Regions from separate parts of the Mus musculus genome. Here region 1 is linked to region 2. Evidence: chromatin loops called from intact Hi-C (ENCODE). Cell type or tissue: gastrocnemius. All regions are shown on one strand. Links, peaks and the distances in the headings refer to the core of each region. The heading gives the core; the rest is flanking DNA.

Region 1 (9,299 bases), core at 1-8,000, 68 kb after region 2:
CCCGATATGCTTGAAATCAGGTTGAATCAGCCATTTGGTACATCAAGTTTTCGAATATAAGAAAATTTACCTGTGAAGTATCAATACATAATTCTTTAAACTTGTAAAATCTGTTTTCCCTTGCCATCCCAGTATATAGAAAAATTCCTGGTATAGATTAGGCAAATGGATAAACTTGCTTAGAGCCTGATTCTATCTCATGTTATTTTACTACAAATGTTTACACTTAACCATTACTGCCTTGCTAGAGCTTTTAAGTCATTAAAATGGTGCCAGAGCAGCTGGGTATCACCTGTAAAAGAAAAAAATCAGTAAGACCTCCCTTTAAAATGTTCTGTTTTACACTTATAAGAAGCTATAGATCTGAATTTTGATTAGCACTGAATGTTATAGTCTCCATATTAGTTATGCTGCAAAGCACAACAATGCATCTCTAAAAAGTGAGGTTGACCCTCAAAACTGTCACACTAAGTGATAATTTTAATGTTAACTTCTATTATCTATTTGAAGTCTTGAATACTAAGGTTTTCTTTCTCTTTGCATTATCATCAAGAATACAAACAGTTAAGTGTTTTGCATAAAACTACAAAGATTACCCAGAGACAGAATTTAAGATTTCAACATCAATATATACAGGTTAGACTTAACTTCATGAACAGCTTTTCCAATCAAACTGATCAAGTTATACATACTAAATAACTACAAATAAAGTAGTATTAGATCCTACCAGTCATTTTAAGTCCTTGCCTTCCTTTCCACAGAACTCTTTAAAAACTGTGTTACTAAGCCAAAGTTTCTAATACCGAACCTTCCCATTTTGTCTTTTCTATTAAGACTGAGTTTATTCTGCACAACATTTTTTTCAAGTTAGCTGTAAATACTCCACCCTCTCGATTGTGAAAGAACCAAATACAAAACACACACACACACACACACACACACACACACACACACGCACAGAAACTTAGTCTGAGAGTTTGAATTTAGGTTAAGTCTTGGGGGCAGAGGCTGTGAGAGCTCCCTACAACAGAATAAAAAAACGTTTAACGCTAACAGAGAACATTATCTTAAATAGTTAGAAAAGGAGATGCCGGAAAGAACCCGAGCCAGTTAAAGCAGCCGCCATCTTAAAATGCGGGATAGAAGTTAGAGCAAGAAAATGAGACTAAACCACCGGAGAGGTGGATCCACTCGCAAAATATTTCTGAAAAAAATTCTAGTTCTTGCCAACTTAAATTGACAACTTATCAAACTATATCGATTTGCTCAAACAAGCCTCCTTAAAGATGGGTTTTAAGCAAAAACAGTCTCCCCATCCAGTTTCCCTGCACTGTCAACCCCCACTCCCCCCAGGATCTTTCAGAAGGCTTTTACAGGGTTCCCAGTGCCTCAGATAAATAGCTTCGGGTGAGAGCAGCGACCACACAACACAGGAAGTGGCAACAGTGTCGGTCCACCTCCTCCCAACCCTACTTACTCTTGTGTAACTGCCCAGATTTGGTTAAGCTTCTGAACAGACTTCGTCACCACATTTTAGCGAACTGAGGTATGTTTGTCATACCCAGACTCTCAGTCAAGTTTGGAACAAAACGTTTTTCATCTGTTACATTCCTTTCTTTTGAATGCCAATAAGCCTTAGCAGCTGTAATAAGTTTTGAAGAACCAAGACTAGGAAGCAGCACCATGACATTAGCCGAGGGCCTGTACACAATTCTACTTCCCAAACCTGACTCTTAGGCAAAAAACCGAGGAGCCTAATAGCCACGCTCCCTCACCCATACTTACAGATTCTAGTGAAAAAAGCTAACATTTCGCTTACCCAAACCATTCAGTTCCCTATCTTACAGCTCATTTCAAAGTGCACCTGCCTTTCCTTAACCCAAGAAAAGGTATTTTCAGAATTGTATCCACCACCAGACCCACGCTTTTTTTCCTCTGGGCCCCAAGCCTCCTTTCTTCCCACAACCCTGTCCGCACCATTTAGTCCAAACTGCTCACCTTATTAATCCGTTTCAGCGCCATAGTCTGTGCTTTTCGCCGGGCTCCTCACTATCCCGAGGTGTACTCAAAGGTCCGGCCAAAATTCTTGATTATCCCGGCGGCGGGGAAGGGTTGTCTCTTCTTCTCACACCGGCTCTGCCAGACACAGGCGCCTTTTTGCAAAAACGGAGCAGGTCAGCGACTCGCCAGGGCCTCGGAGAAACCCTGCTGACTCCAGAACCCTGAAAACCGCCGCGATCCCGGCAGGGCGGGGCGGGGTGGCGGAGCCACCAGCTACCGAGATCCGCGCTTCGCCCCAGAGAGGGCGAGAGGGTGACGGGAAGCGCCGAGAGGTGGTTACAAGTTTAACTTCCCGGCCTCTTGAAAGGAAGACGAGCCCCGGGTGGGAGAGGAAGAGGCGGAGGAGAAAGGGGTGGGTGCGGGGCAGGGTCCAGAGCCGGGCAGAGGAGGAGCCGGGGCCTAGTCGGCGCTAGGCCGGCGTCACTCGGGCAGAGAAAGGCAAGGGGGAGGGGAGCGGGCGGCTCCGGACCGACGCCGGGCTCCTTTCGGTTTCGGCTCCAAGGGACAGCGAGCCAGCACAAGGCAATGGGCCCCGGGTGCGCTCCCGTCCCCACGGCGAGGGCTGTTCTGGGTCGCCCCTGACACCACCGTACTCTCCGCCTCGCAGCGCGCTCCTGCGTGCGCGCGCCCGCCCGCTCGCTCGCCCGCCACCTCGCCACCACGCGCCCGGCGGCCGCGGAGCTCCGGCGCGAGGACGCGCCCATGCCCCCTCCCCCTGCGGCCGGGCCCCGGCTCCGCCGCCGGCCTCTCCCCACCCTACCCCACCCAGCCGCGAGGGCTGCCCGCTCGGGCCGCCCACAGCCCCCCGGGCACCGCGCCGGCCCCGGCCCGTCTCCCTCCCCTTTCCCGAGCTGTCCACACCCACGCGTACAGAGGGCCGGGGCCTCCCTCGAGCTGCGGCCTCGGCCTCCTCCCCGCGCGGCAGCTGGTGCCTCCCCGGCCCTACGGGGCTCACGCGCACGGCACAGCCACAAGATGTCCGCTCTGACGGAACTACTGCCAGCTGCCACGCTCCGCCCCTCCCCCCGCCTATTCACCGCCGCGTATCCGTCCGCCAACGCCGCCGTCGCGAGCGCGGGGCGAGCCGAGGGGTTCAGGGGGGAGCGGTTTGCTTCCCTCGCTCGGGCCGAGTGGACGTGCCGCCCGCTTGCCGTCTCCCTGTCGGAACAGCACCTTCTCGCTAAAGCGATCGGAGGTCGGGCCGGGAGGGCGGGGGACGGAGGCGGGTCATGGGCTGAGGGGGAGGGTAGGCGAGTGGCGGAAACCCTTAAATTCAGAGAAGCATCGAGAACCGGAAGGAGACCTTAGGAGGAAGGTAATGGAAGCGGCAGCTGCGCGGTCGAGGCCCCACGCCCCTCCCTGAGTGGCCCCCCGTTTCCTCACTTGGGATGGAGGTGGCGGATCTCGCGAGAACCTCGTGGCAGGCTCGCAGCAGCTCCGGGTCTGCAATGACTTAAGGGCAGTTTTGTGCTCTCTTCCTGGCTCGGGACCCGCCCCCAAATCCGCAAGTTATCGCGAGATGCGCCGGCAACCCCCCCCCTGGGCTCTTACTGGGCGGGTCTTGCGAGGGAAGCACCGCCCCTGAGTGCTTATGCTAGTGGGCGGGGGAGGAAATGGAATTCCCCCGACCGGCCGGCCGTCGCGCGCCGACACGGCCCTCCCCCGGGCGTCCAATCGGGGAGGTGCTGTGGGCGGGGCCGCGGGGTGACTAGATGCCTTAGTCAAGGTGGAGCCGGTTCACGGCTTCTGCCGGCCCAGGTGATGGAGATTTCTTCCCGTGCTCCTCAGAGAGGGCTGAGCAGCGCGAAGAAGCTCCCCTCAAATTAGGAACAGCAAATTAAAAGATCCAGGCTGAGTGCTGATCGCACCGCCAAGTGCGGACACATGCGCGTTGTTAACCCCGAGGGGCCAATCTGAGAGCAGCGGCCTGCAGGGTTCTGCGTTTGCATAGCCTTAACAATACAGCTTTATTGTGATCGGATTGGGTAGAGCCTTAGGTATGGAACCGCAAGAGGAATATCCTAGAATCGTCTTTTCCTTCTGCTGTTTCAGTTTTTGAGCCCCAAAGTGACAAAATACTAGGGAATCGGTCTGGATTAAATCCTGGGGGTGAGATCTGTTAAGTGTGCCACTGCCCTGTTTTAGTCTGCCCTGCATAAAATGTAGAGGGCCGTTTGTCATCGAGAGTACTCTTTGGGTAAAAAGTAAGACTTTAACTTTTGAAAGACATTCAAAAAGATCAATATGTTTAGGTTTTCTAGCATCCTTAAACGACCCTACTTAAAGTGGAGGTCCTTCAGGACTACGTGGAAATAATTTGAATTTTGAGAACCTGTTGCAGGCAATATTCCGCAAGTAAAATGATAAAAGTCAATGTATAGCCGAAGAGTGACGGTGTATACCATAGGTAATATCACTGGAGCAGTTAACGGAATGCAGCTGCCTCAGCTACTCGCCATAGGAACCACCTGGAGTCTTGTTTAAAATGCTGATTTTATTTAGTAGGCCCGAGATTATACTTACAACAAGCAGCCAAGTGATAGAGATTACTTCATCAGAACCATTTTCTGAGTTAGTAAACCCTCAGTACTTACCTCGTGCCCTACGGGACACCTCTGACTTTCTCCTCCCTGAACAGCCCATTGTTCTCTCCTGGCTAACCAGTAGACACAAAGCAAAGAGCTAAGCATGGGGGTGGGAGGAGAACCCCAGATCTGAGTTCTTGCTTACGGCTTTCTATTTATGATAGTGGTCTGGTTCCACATATTATAGTTTTGTTTCTTCACCACCAAGTTAGATGTAATAATGCCCGCCCTTTGTCACTGAGTTGCTGTGTTTTAAATGTCATAATGTGAAAGGACACTGTAGGCTGTTACTGGTTATATCAATGCTGTTTTAAGATAGCGTACAAATAATGGGTTTCCCTGTGACAGTGTCATGTATATGTCACACTTTGTTCTTGTTACCCCCTACACACACTGCTGCTCCTCCTTGCTATCAGTCACAACTCAGCTATTTAACTGGCCAGAGAGAAATATGAAACATTTTGAAATATATGTATATATAATAAAATAGATTATATCTATGAAAATTATGTGCCGGGCATGACACTTGTTTTCTTTTACAAATGAAGAAACTGGGCACAGATTGCTATTACACCAAGGGGACAGAGCTATTAAGTGGGAGAAGTGGAATTTGAATGTAAGTATTCAATTTCAGAGTACTTACTGGACTGAGTCTTATAGAACACGAAGTTTTCTATTTGTGTTTTAAATTGACAGCTGAATTCGTTTGTTTGGCTTCTTTTCCCCTTTGTTTTGTACTTTCAGAAGCCAGGGTGCACAGATTAGTGAGGAACCTAACTGGAACCTACCAACTAGAAACTCAACATACAGGGAGGACAATGAAGTAACCTTCAAAGAAACCAGTTCCTGTTGCCCTAATCTAACAAGTTTCAACAAAGAAGTACACTAAAACTTTACTGCTATGCAATAAAGCACAGCAAACTGGGAAAAATTGTGGTCAGAGTTCTTATATCTAAAAGTATGTGGGCAGTTCAGTAGAGCTGTTGACCCTGCTCAAAATAATGTTTCATATGTGAAAACACCCTCACATACACTGAAATTCATACTCTAGAGTGAGACATTGGAAGTAGTCAGTTTTAAAGAAAAGCAAACATGGTATGAGTAATTTTAATAGACACTATACTAGGTCTAGGACTATAGGTCAATTGGTACAGTGTCTGTTTAGCATGCATGAGGCCCAAGGTTCAGTTCCTAGCACCTATGAACAGGAATGGAGCCGCACAGCCATAATCCCAGCACTTGAAGTTGAGTGGGGCTGGGGGTTGGAGTGTCTCCTTACCTTGTATCTAGTTCAAGGTCTGCTTGAGATGTGTAAGACCCTAACTGAAGAAATAAAACACAGTAGGGTCTAGTTGGTTAATAAAGACCCAAACTTTGAATTGATGATAAGGTAAATGGTGTGTCTAGTATTTATTAGAATTGTAATGTGGTGATACAAACTTACACACATGAAAAGTAGGTTTGGCTAATACTCTGTGTTTATCTCCTACATCATTAGTTGAAGACATGCAAAGTGATTAGGAAAAGATAAGATACAGAATTTTAACTGGGCATAGAATTGAAGGCCTGTAATCCCAACCTTTGGAGGTAGACGCAGAACCTAAGAGTTTGATGACAGGAGTTGGAGAGATGGATGAAGAGTTAAGAACTCTTGTTGCTCTTCCAGAGAACCAGGTTCAGTACCCAGCATCTTCATGGTGGTTCACAATCATCAGTAACTCCAGTTCCAGTGGATCTGATGCCTTCTGGCCTCCGTGGGCAACAGGTATGCATGTAAGATAGAAATACATATTAAACACACACACACACACACACACACGCACACGTAGGTAAAACATTCATACCATAAAAATTTGAGGCCAGCATATATGACTACACTGTCTAAAACAAAAAAAAAGTGTACCCTTACTCAATATATACCATATACAGAATAAAGTATTTATATGAATTTCTATTTGAAGTTCATTTGCATATCCTGCAAAAAGGTGATTTGAAGCCTAAGTGAAACAAATATGTGGTTTTCATAAAAATACAACTAATTTTATACTCTAATTTAAAATATCATTTTGTAAGGTTGAGTGAACTTCCTTCAGGGAGTTGTATTTGGCTGGGCGTGGTGTCATCCCTCTAATTCTGGCACTGGGGAACGGAGGAAGGAGCGCACCAGCTAGAGCCAACCTGGGCTATGGAATGGCATTGCTTTTAAACGGAAGCTGTGCTTCATGTTGAGAACAGTATTTTGACATTAAATTGGTAGGGTTCAGGCTGTAATGAGCCATGCACAAATCTTTGTGATTAAAAAATAGTGTTTTTCTCCATACAAAACATATATATAAATGTTCATAGTAGTTAAATCATAACATTCAAAAACAAGCAACCCAGATCCTTTCCAGTTGATTTAGGTTATTCATCAATGAAACAGAATTGCACTGAACAGAAGAGAATGCTGGCATATAGTAGCACACACTTGTAATCCTAGGAATAAGGGAGGATCGTGAGTTTTAAGGTCGGCCTGGGCTACTCCTGAGGTCTAGGCCAGGCTAGATGAGGTATGCAGAAAGAAGTGGGAAGGAAAACATTACAAGCCCATTTAAACTATTCGTGAAGGAATCCCAGCAAACGAAAATGGAAGCAAGAAAGCTTTTTTTCCTTTTTTTGGCATGAATATACTTTCTTATACATATGTGTGTGCACACAATTAAGCAATCACCTTTCTTACTGCCATCTTATACAAGACTTATTAGCACTTCATCAGTATTTTAAATATTGTTAATTTCATCGAGTAGTCCAGTTAGAAGAAAAGTAAATATTACTCAAGGGCCTTGTCTGGGGAAGGGACAGTGCCCCCAAAGCAATATGTAAAATACTATGATGCCCAACCTTGATGGAACACTCAGCTTGACTGGGTAGAGGGATGCCCACATGGTTGGTAAAACATTATTTCTGGTGTATCCATGGTATGTTCTTGGAAAAGCTTATCCTTTGAATCAATGAACTGAGACCAAAGACTGGCCTCAACACAAATAAGAAAATTTCAATCCATGTAGATTCTGAATAAAATAAACTGGCAGAGGAATGGAAATTTGTTTCTTATATTCACCTTCTCTGGCCCTCAGATGGACACCAATACTTCTGGATTTCTGACCTTTGGATTCACTAGGAAGCTTTTATTGCAGTCTCTTCACCCCCCCCCCCCACCCCCCAGGCCTTCAGACTACAGCTGAATTCTGCCACTTGCTCATCATTTAAGCAGCATATTTTCGGACTTTGTGATCTCCAAGATAGTGTCAGAGCCATTTCCACTGTTTCTTTAGGAAACTCTAATTACTGTGTTCCTCTTTTCTCAAGCATAGCAGGACTATTGCCTTAGAACACAGAATTCATTGTTACATTATTATACTCACTGTTTCATAAAACTTATTTTGTATTTGTTAGCTTGCAATACTGTCTCTATAACATTGTTCCTATATCTGAAAGTTATTCTGCTGTTCAGCCAACATTTATTTACAAGTACAGTTTTTAAAAACAAGCTCAGAGGTTGTTTTAAAAATAACCATTGTGAGATGGTTCAGTAGTTTAAAGCACTGGCCTCTCTTCCAAAGGACCTGGGTTCTATTCCCAGCACCCACTTTGTGGTTCACAGCCATCTGTAACTGCAGGCCTATGGGATTAAATGCCCTCTTTTGGCAACCACAGGCACCAGAATACATGCAGTGCACAGATGTATATAAGTAAAATACCCATACCCTTAAAAATAAAAAAGACAAAACATCAAATCCACTTATAATCCAAGACAGCTTTTGATGTGGGATCCAATAGGTTAAGTGCCTATCCATAACTGTCACCCAGTGACCTTTATACATTTGAATAGGTTGCATGGGGTTCTTGAAAGAAATGTTATGTTATGGTTCTTTGGTTTTGTTTCCTTTAAGATTAGGCCTAACTATGTAGCTCAAGCTGACCTCAAAGTCATTATGTTATGAACTGGCCTAAAAGTTAAGAATTTTCTGCATCTGCTTCTGGAGTGCTGATTTTATAGGGATGTATCACCATGCCTGACTCAGACAAACGGTTTCTAGCCAGAATAGTATTCATGTATCTTAACTTTTTTTAATTTTTAAATTTTTATTTTTTAAAAGACAGGGTTTTTACAAAGCCCTGGCCATCAATGGAACTATGTAGGCCAGGCTGGTCTCAAATCACAAAGATCTGCTTGCCTTTATCTCCCTAGCACAGAGATTGAACTATCCTGGGCTTAAACCAAGGGAGTTAATCAGAGAATATGTCTGTGAGAAAAAAAAAGTTGTCATTAAGTGAAAAAGTAGGACAAAGCTGGAAACAAAAAAAGGGAAAGTTCATAGGAGATAAATAAACAGTGAGAGTATCAAGATGACTTAGGAAGTTTGGGAAGCAGTAAGTATTTTGCTGTGTGTGCCTATATATGCAGTCGTGTACATGCACCCTCGAGACAAGACTGCAATGTGGGATTCAATCTTGAGTTCTGAAGTGGATGTGATGACCTTTTTTTTTAAATGAAAAAAAGGCTTGATTGGATTTCGTTCATAAAATATGTCTATGATAGCCTTGTAAAGGATATATGGAAGTGTGATGGGAGAGTCTTTGAGAAGCCCACACTCATGCTTTCAGGTACAT
Region 2 (9,512 bases), core at 809-8,808:
TGTAAGAAAGAAGAGAATAGGAAAGAAGTGAATAAGAAGTCAAAGAAGTGAATATTTTTCATCAGTAACAAGGAACTAAATCATGATGAACACTGCTGTACTGTGGTTGTTTAATCAAAGGAAGCCTTGATAAAGGACCAATGTCTCTAATGTGCTCCATCAGTTAGCAGTGCTACATCCCATCTACAGATGGAAAGTGAGTTAGTTACTGACTGTCTAGGCTGGGATAGGAACAGTGAATGGGAACGGGAAATGATAACTAATGAGTAACTGATGATGGCTGATTTAATTAGGGCTTCTATTGCTGAGACAAAAAAAAAAATGCCATGACTAAAAGTGACTTGGGGAAGCAGGGGTAATCTCAGTTTACAATTTAGGTCACTCTCCACCAGTGAGGGAAGCGAAGGCAGGCTCTGGAGGCAGGAGTGGAAGCAGACGCCTTAGAAGAACGCTGCTTCATATATATATATACATATATGAAAGTGTCCTACATTTTCTTACACCACATCTACCTGTGATAGCGCATGATTTTTGATCCTAGCAGGGAGGCAGAGTAAGGCAGACCTCTGTAAGTTCAAGGCCAGCCTGGTCTACAAATTGAATCCAGGACAGCCAGGGCTATAACAAATAAAAACCTTGCCTCAAAAAACTAAAGAAAGAAAGAGAGAATGAGAGAGAGAAAGAAATTGTGGTTCTCAATTGTGGTTCTCCCTTAGATAACTCCGGTATGCATCAAGTTGAAACAAAACAAACAAACAAACAAAAACCAAAAAAAAAAAAAAACAGGATAATGGTGATGACTGCCAAACTCTGAATATACTAAAAGCCATGGAATTGTTCTTTAAATTAAGCAAATTTCATGTTATAAAGATCAGAGTTCAATAAAATTGTTTTTGTTAAGATAAGTAGAAGAGTCTGGGTCTCAGAGAACCATGCCACCCCACCATACAAAGCCCTAATAGTGTCAATTACTTTAAAGACAGACTCTTTATTCAGACACATCATTTGGGCTGAGTTGCTGAGAAGGAGAAATTGAACAAGTTGGGGGTCCATGGCAGGGCCAGGGGTGGTGGGGCCAGTGTCACAGGTACGCAGTGAAGCCAGTATTTCCTTTATGAAGCCATGAAACAGGCTTTCTCTTCCTGAGGAAAAGCAAGTAATGTTTTCTCACACCATCAGAGACTAAAAGGCAAACCCAAGACACTGGATTCTGCAGTTTCTGGGTAAAGTCAAAACCGGAACGTGAGGAGGCTCTACTAAGAGAAATGCCAGGCAAACTTAGACATAATGGGAGAAGGCAGTGGAGAAAGATCGAGGCGGCAAATCCACATCCCTTGGCACAAGCTTGGGAAGAGGCACCTGTGTTACATGAAGAAGAGCAATGGGCTATTGGGATGTAAGCTACTTGAGTAGGGATGTCAGCTGGCTGGATTTGGGATGTGCTATGTTCAAAGGGAAATGGGATTTTGTCTGGGATTTTTGTGCTATTTGTTTTTCTTTTGTTTTGTTTTAAGACAGTCTCAGGGAGCCCAGAGTAACCTGGAACTCACTATGTAGTGGGAGACAGGATTCTTGTGAGAAATATTTTAAGCATTATCTGGAAAGAAAAGCCTGACACGCAGTAGCTTGCACCACCACTTGGACTACCATGTGGCATGGTTCTCCTAATATATTGATCGTAATATTCTGGCTTCATTTTCAACACTGAGGGTTGAACCCAGGGTCTTATGCACACTAAACGGGCTCTTTACCCTATCCTGTGGCTTTAGATTTTAAAGCGATAATAAGTAATATAACAAAAAAAATCATACACAAGAAAATTGTTCAAATTTAGTAATAATGGTGGCTTGTATACTTGCTTACAGTCTGCTTCGCCTAGAAATATTTTCTTATGATAACAGAACACTGCTGAAAGCAATACTTGTAGTTTTCTTTATGGCCACATGAGTAAGGTTAAGGTCATAGTTTTGTATTACCAAAATTAACCTGTAAGCTTCCCCTGCCCAAGGACCAAGTAACCTCCTGGAATGCTGGGAGTTGTAGTTCTTATAACAAAAGCCTCATGGGAAAGTATGGTGGCCTATGGGTTTGTCTTTATAAACCCCTGCAACAGTGTCTCAGGGCCATTCAGCTTGGAAATTCCAGGAATGGCCTTGACCAAAGTCCATCTCTTAGTCAGTACTTAATATTTAATAAAGCTTGCTTCAAATTTGGCCCAAAATGGTGGAATTGGTTTTTCTCCAGAGAATCTCGGGATTGACAGTATCAATGGTTGTATAGCACTAACAACACTGTAGATGGGGGAAACGTGCTTCAATGCCTAAGGCTCTAGGCTCAGATCCTAGTACCATCCCCGTACACACACACACACACACACACACACACACACACACACACACATACACACATACACACACACACAACACACACACACACCACACACACACACACACACACACACCACACACACACACACACACACACACACACACACACATATACACACACACACAAGCACTGTGGTGGCGAGGGAGCCTGTGAAGATAACTTGGTCAGTAAGGTGCTCGCTTGCCATGGAAGCAGAAGAATTTGAGCACAATTTACAGACCAACATAAACGATGGGCACAGGCACAGCAGCACTTGCCGGCAAGCCCAGAACGGGGGAGGCAGAGACAGGAGGACCCTTGCGACTCATTGACCAGTCTAGCAAAATTGGAGAGCTCAAAGTTCAGAGAAACAAAAAGCAAAGTGGACAGTAATTGATTAAATCGCCTGGCATTTCTCCTTTGGCCACACACATACATACACACACGCACACACACATGCACACACACAGAATAACTTCACAAAAAGTACTGCTGATCAATACATCAATACATTCTCCAAGACACTGGGGAAGTCCAGGGCATTTATATAAAATGGGATTTAGGTGACTTCAGTATAACCACTAGAGCAATTATTCCCTAAAACGCAATGTCATGACTGATGAGCAGTGGCCCCATCCTCACATATAAAATGAAAAATAAATTACACAGTCACTTCGATAACACAAAAGTCTAATCTGATTTAACTCTGATTGATATACAACCTAAGCAGACATAAAGCATAAATGAAAATCTTGTCATAATACAGTATATAGCACATAGTATACATAATATAGTATATATAATATACTTTTAAAAAAATTTATTTAATGTAAGTACACTGTAGCTGTCTTCAGATACTCCAGAAGAGGGCATCAGATTTCATTATGGATGGTTGTGAGCCACCACATGGTTGCTGGGATTTGAACTCAGGACCTTTGGAAGAGCAGTCGGCGCTCTTAACCACTGAGCCATCTTGCCAGCCCTATAATATACTATATAGTACATAGTATCTATGGGCATAGTATATATACTATAGTATATATGGACATAGTATATATAGTATATATGGATGTAGTATATTAGTATAGTATATATAAAAATATACATACCTGAGATTAAAGGGGATTTTAAATTCCGTGCTGTAGGTCCAGTTATCTAAGGAAATCCATCTATAGTTCAGGTCATTAAATCTGTAGTAAGGATCCTGTTGGTACAAGATAAACATGGTAGCCAAATATGCTAAAAATAAACAATTGAAATAGGTAACAAACAATGACTATTGATCACCTAAAAATTAATGAACTCTTGGCCTAGGAAAGTCAGACGATTAACACTGAGAATGTGGGCTGTGGATCAGAGGCTGCAGATACGGCCCAGTGGTGGGATATGCAAGGCCCCGAGAACAGTGCCCAGTGCTGTAAAACGACGAGGATGTGGGAGAAAATTCCCAACAGTATGCGTGAAATGAAAGAGCTCTGCGGTACAAATAATACTCATTATCAGAGAACGTGTCCGGAGATAGATACCGGCTCCCTTTGTATTGATTGTTTTTTATTATATATTTGTTTATATGTGTGAGAGTGCTCAGGCATGCACCACCGTGGGTCTCCCTTCTCCCCAGGGCCATCGGCCATCGGCCCACGTGGACGAAGTGGGCAGAGTGGTTGAACAGGGTATTGGATGGCCTGTGAGTACAAAAGAAAATGAAGTCATTCCAGGATCAGTTTTAGGGAGACAGACCAACGTTTTTAGGGGTGAATCAATGGTTAGATAGTTTAGGGGAAAGGAGTAGGAAAATCCAGGATGGACAAAGGTCATTGGCTGAAGGCTAAACTGAGCCGCCTCATTAGCCTAGAGAGGCATCCCAGGAATCTCAGGTGCTTGCCGATCCAGTTCTTATCAGGAGAAAGGAAGCTGAACCTGTAATCTAACCAAAGACATTCCACAGATAGAGGGGAGATGGGGGACCGGGGTGGGGGTTGAACTCTCCGGAGAAGGTCAGAGAAGGAGAAGCCCTGCTGGTAAAGAGAGTCCACCATTTTGTGAGAGCTCAGAAGGCTATCTGGACAATGGTAGACTTTGACCTTAATTAGCAGGGCAACACTCCACAGCACCTATGTGGGTGGTCAGAGGACTCGGTGGGAGAATCAGTTCTGCGTTTCCGTTGTGTGGCGTCCGAGAACTGAACTCAGCCATCAGGCCTGGCAGCAAGCGCCTTCACCCACTGAACGGTCTCCAAGAGACTCTGGCTGCCTCTTTTAAGCCAAACATAGAACCTCCAAAGTCCTGGCAGTAAATAAAATCTGACCGCCCTGGGACACGTTTCCTTTCTCTCCCAGGGCCCAGTTCTTGCTCTTTGCTTCCACTACCCCGGATAGCCTCCAGGGGGCAGCACATCTCCTGCCCTCTACTGCCCAAAGTTCAGCAGAAACTCCCATTCCTTGGAGACCTTAAGCATTTCCAACCTACTTTTCACTACGCTTTCTAAGTGAGCGCTGCTGGGGGCTGAGTAGAGACCACACAGGCAGTAAGTACACTCACTGCCACACTCATAGGATCCAGCTTTCCTGGATTATCCATGTTAGCAAACTGCAGCCCGTGGGCTTGATTCTGTGTGGCAGCCAGTCAAGGGCCAAGCGCTGACAGACTTACTAGGAGTTGTGGATATGGACCAACAGGCAAAGCACTGTTGCAAAGGTCTAAAGATCTCAGTTTGATTCCCCAGCAACATCGTAAAAGCTGAATGGAACAATGCCTGGAAAGTAGCCCAACAGCTAAGAGCACTTGGTTTTTTTTTTTTTTTTCGGGGGACCAGGATATGATTCCCAGCATTCAACTGGTGGCTCACAATCATCTGTAATTCCATTTCCAAGGGATCCAAGGTCCTCTTCCAGCCTCCCTGGGCACTGGGCACACACTAAACACTAATGCAAATAAAATAAAAAAATTAAATCTATCCGTTTTTTTAAAGGACAAGGAGCCAAGCTTTGTAGCCCTCCTGGGCTGTTGACATAGCCGATAGCAAAGTCACAGTGACCCCGACTATAATACAAAGAGGAATGATTTATATAAATCTATTATCCAAGCCAATCAGTTGCTGTAGCACCAATTTTTTCCCTTTGAGACCTATTCCACTGGTGCTAGAGAGAAGACTCAACAGTTAATAGTTTTTGTTTGTTTGTTTTATTTTGTTTTTTGAGACAGGGTTTCTCTGTGTAGCCCTGGCTGTCCTGGAACTCACTCTGTAGACCAGGCTGGCCTTGAACTCGGTTAATAGTTCTTAGTACTCTTGCAGAGGACCCAAGTTTGGTTCCCAGTAGCCACATCAGGCAGCTCACAACCACCTGTATCTCCAGCCCTCTTCTAGCCTCTGTAGGTTCCTGGAGATGGGTGGTACACATAAACTCACACAAACTTAGTCATAGCTAGGAAGAAGGGATCACAAATGAGGAAATGCCTCTATCGGAGAGGCCGTTAGGAAGGTCTGTGGGGTACTGTCTTGATTAATGATTGATGTGGGAGCACTGAGCCCACTGTGGGCGGTGCTATCCCTAGACAGGTGGTCCTGCTTATATGAGAAAGTAGGCTGGGAGAGACACGAGGAGCAAACCAGTTAAGTGGCATTCCTCCTTCTACACTTCTGCTTCAGTTCCAGTAGACTGTGACTCAGGATGTGTGTGCTGACGACTTTATGTCAACTTGACACAAGCTAGAGTCATCTGAAAGGAGGGAACTTCAGCCAGGTGTGGTGCTGTACACCTTTAATCAGAGTACTTGGGAGGCAGATGCCAGTGCACCTCTGAGTTTGAGGCTAGCCTGGTCTACATGAGTCCCAGGGCATCCAGAGATACTAGGTAAGACTGTCTCAAAAAATAAAACAGGGCTGGTGAGATGGCTCAGTGGGTAAGAGCACCCGACTGCTCTTCCGAAGGTCCGGAGTTCAAATCCCAGCAACCACATGGTGGCTCACAACCATCTGTAACAAGATCTGACGCCCTCTTCTGGAGTGTCTGAAGACAGCTACAGTGTACTTACATAAAATAAATAAATAAATCTTAAAAAAAATAAATAAAATAAAATAAAATAAAACAATCCGGGCAGTGGTGGCGCACGCCTTTAATCCCAGCACTTGGGAGGCAGAGGCAGGCAGATTTCTGAGTTTGAGACCAGCCTGGTCTACAGAGTGCGTTCCAGAACAGCCATGACTACAGAGAGAAACCCTGTCTCAAAAAACCAAAAATAAACAAACAAATAAATAAATAAAAATAAAACAAACAAGAAGGAAGGAGTCACAATGGAGAAGACAGCTCTATAAGACTAGGTTGTAAGGCATTTTCTTATTATTTCTTAGTGGTTAGTGGGAGAAGGCCTAACCCATTGTGGGTGGAAATGGGTCAGAGCTGTTGGTCCTGGGTTCTATGATAAAGCAGGCTGAGCAAGGCACGTTGAGCAAGTCAGTCAGCAGCACTTCTCCAAGGCCTCTGATTCAGCTCCGGCTCCAGGTTCCTGCCCCGTTTGAGTCCCGGACCTGACTTCCTTGGATGGTAAGCTGTAATACTGAAGCATAGTCAAAAAATAAACCCTTCCCTCCCCAAGTTGCTTTGGTCATGGTGTTTCATCACAGCAACAGAACCCCTAAGATAGAGCTGGATGTCATCTCCTGGAGGGCAGTAACTCCAGGAGTAGAAGAAAAAGCCAGTGTTGTCCATGATCCTCTGCAATGAGAGTGGAATGGCCGTGTTTGACTGGTAGTGACCATCTGGGCAGCTGTCCAGGCTTCCCACCCATGAAGCAGCATCATAATGACTCCAGGGGAGTACACTGCCATCAAGGTTTCAACCTGCCACACATCGTTCCTAACTAGGGTAGCTTGATAAGCCACCTCGGGAGAGAGTAAGGTGAGCTTTAAAGCTACGAAACAGATTTGTATTTTAAGTTGTGCTTCGGGGTGAGACGCTGTCAACTGGTGTGTGGAAGTCCCAACTACCTTGCTTCCCTTTCTGCTGCTCTGAGCCGCCCCGGTGAAGAAACACAGAATAAATATTTAAGAACTCAGGCTGGAAGAGAAGCCCAGTTATTAACTTGCCCAAATGTCTTCACTCAGCCCTATTTATAACTCCGCACTGTGGACTTAAACCAAGATGGTTAAAAATATCATGAAAGAAAAAGACTAGCAAGCTTCGAGGGCAGCTCAGCCAAGGACGTCAACACACTGCACCCCAGGGCTAGCGGGGGCAGCAGGGCTTGGGTCTCCTTCCTGTGTCTGTGTTCCTTGCAGGAAGCTACGAGGGAAGCCCAAGAAGGCAATCATGCTAGATGTGTTTTCTCACATGAAGAGAATTTACAGGCTAGTTTCTCCCACTTATACAATTCCAACTTTTTTTTTCCATTTTACTGATGGGGGAGGGGGACCCAAGTGCCAGGCCTCACGTATGGAGCCAGAGGAGAATGTATAGGAAGCGACTCTTTCCTCCCACTATGTGGGTCTCAGGGATTGACTTAAGGTCGTTAGCCTTGGTAGAAATCATGTTTGCCCACTGAGCCATCTTGTCAGCCCTATTCCAATCTTTTCTTTAAAACAACAACAACAACAACAAAACAAAACTCTAGTTTTTAAGGTTTATTGCACAGTAGGGAAGGTGGCAGAATTTAGCTACAAACACAATGGAAAGGCTCTTGTCATTCCAGGCACTAGCAGATGTCACACAGGGCCAGGATATAGACCTCTGAGGTGTCAGTGTCAAGACTTTGTATGCCAGAATCTCCCATGCCTGAACCAAATGAAAAGTTGAACCATGATGGCTTGAGAGCAGAGTCTCCAATGTCACTTTGTGTGGTAGTCCTGCTGTCTACACCCTGGCTCTCCGGTGTCCATAAATACCTTGCAAGCACTCTGTTCCGAGCTCATCCTAAAACCCGGAGGGCCGCTGCTCACACACACATGGCAGAGAGTAGCTGAGTTTCTGGAAGCAGCACACCAAGCCCAACAGACCTGGTCACAATGGGGCCTGGCGCTGACTTGTGCAGCTTACAGAAAACGCTGCATTGGTGCACTAGCTGGCAGAGAGAAATAGAAATGTAAGAAAGAACACTCCAAAACTCAAGGAGCTGTGAGAGAGACCCCAAACAGGGCGGGTTTATAAGGGAAGAGCCACCCTGGATGTGAACAGCACCACACCATGGTCTGCAGCAGCCTGAATCAAAAGAGGGAAAGGAGAAAGACAACCAGCCTCTGTGTTCTCTGCTCTCTGAGTCCTGGCCAGCCCATGTGAAGGGATGCTTAGCCACCCCTACTCCTGCCCCATAAATGCTGCCATACCTGCCCCGCACCTAACCCATCGACTCCACTCTCACAAACTGTAATTCCAAAAGAAATCCTCCTAAATTACTTTATATCAGGTTCTTGGTCAGAGCCACCAGGAAAGTTCCTACTATAAAGCTCTCTCTGCTTGAACTCTCTAGAGGAACCTAGTGTTACCCAATTTGTTTTTAAAAGGCAAATGCACAGCAACGGAAGAGAGTGGGCAGACAGCATACAGAAAAGAAGGAAACCTTTGTCAGCTGTACTTCAGAGGGCAGTTAATAGATGAATATCTAAAGAGCTACAAAAATTAAACAAAAAAAAAACAAAACTTCAAGTTGCCAATGAGTTCTCAAAACAAGAAATATGAACAACTAACAATGTTTCTAGAAGTGTTTAGCCTCCTTATTAACCATGCAGACATAAATGAGAAGTACTTTGAGGTAAGATGGCTCAGTAGGTGAAAAGAGCTTGCCTGCTCAAACTGGAAAACCTAAGGCCAGTTCCCAGAATCTACAGTGGGAGGAGAGAACTGACCTTTGATCTCTGACCCTGACAGCATGTCATGGTTAGGCACACATATGTTCAAATTCACTTCTCTCTCTTCTTTCTCTCTCTCCCTCACTCCCTCTCTTTTCCTCTCTCTTCCCCATTCCTCTCTCTCTCCTTTCCTCTTTCTTTGAATAAGTTTTTAAAATTAAAAAAAAACCAATAATTTTAGAACATCAGCAGTATAGCTATTGTGGAAGAAAGAGATGCCGGTGGGGATATGAGGATGAGAAGTGCTCGGCCCTTGCTAGTGAGGATGTGATTGGTGTGGCCTCTGTGGGGACCACTGTGACAT

What was found. Peaks named below come from ENCODE experiments on the same cell type or tissue, not always from the same donor. Only the 100,000 strongest peaks of a DNase experiment are listed, where the experiment ranks them.
Region 1: it touches region 2 in a loop (2.1-fold over the local background); 2 of 42 quality-filtered maps call a loop at or near these places.

Annotation. Positions count from the first base shown.
Region 1 is chr3:135,432,498-135,441,796 of GRCm38, reverse strand. It overlaps Ube2d3 (ubiquitin-conjugating enzyme E2D 3), which reads right to left and starts at 2,671. Exons shown (of 7, transcript NM_001356597.1): 1 at 1,999-2,671. The coding sequence starts at 2,022. It overlaps 4930539J05Rik (RIKEN cDNA 4930539J05 gene), which reads left to right and starts at 3,132. Exons shown (of 3, transcript NR_030689.1): 1 at 3,132-3,376; 2 at 5,195-5,262; 3 at 5,391-5,577. In gastrocnemius, for the core only: no CTCF peak of the experiment used is centred there; DNase peaks (open chromatin) are centred at 2,481, 2,754, 3,090, 3,570 and 1 more place; H3K4me3 peaks cover 4,474 bases; H3K27ac peaks cover 4,704 bases.
Region 2 is chr3:135,500,968-135,510,479 of GRCm38, reverse strand. It overlaps Manba (mannosidase, beta A, lysosomal), which reads right to left. Exons shown (of 17, transcript NM_027288.3): 2 at 3,477-3,571. Among named protein-coding and RNA genes, the nearest start is that of Manba, 20 kb to the right of the region's middle. In gastrocnemius, for the core only: a CTCF peak has its summit at 4,752 (motif pointing right); a DNase peak (open chromatin) is centred at 4,740; H3K4me3 peaks cover 1,155 bases; H3K27ac peaks cover 4,091 bases.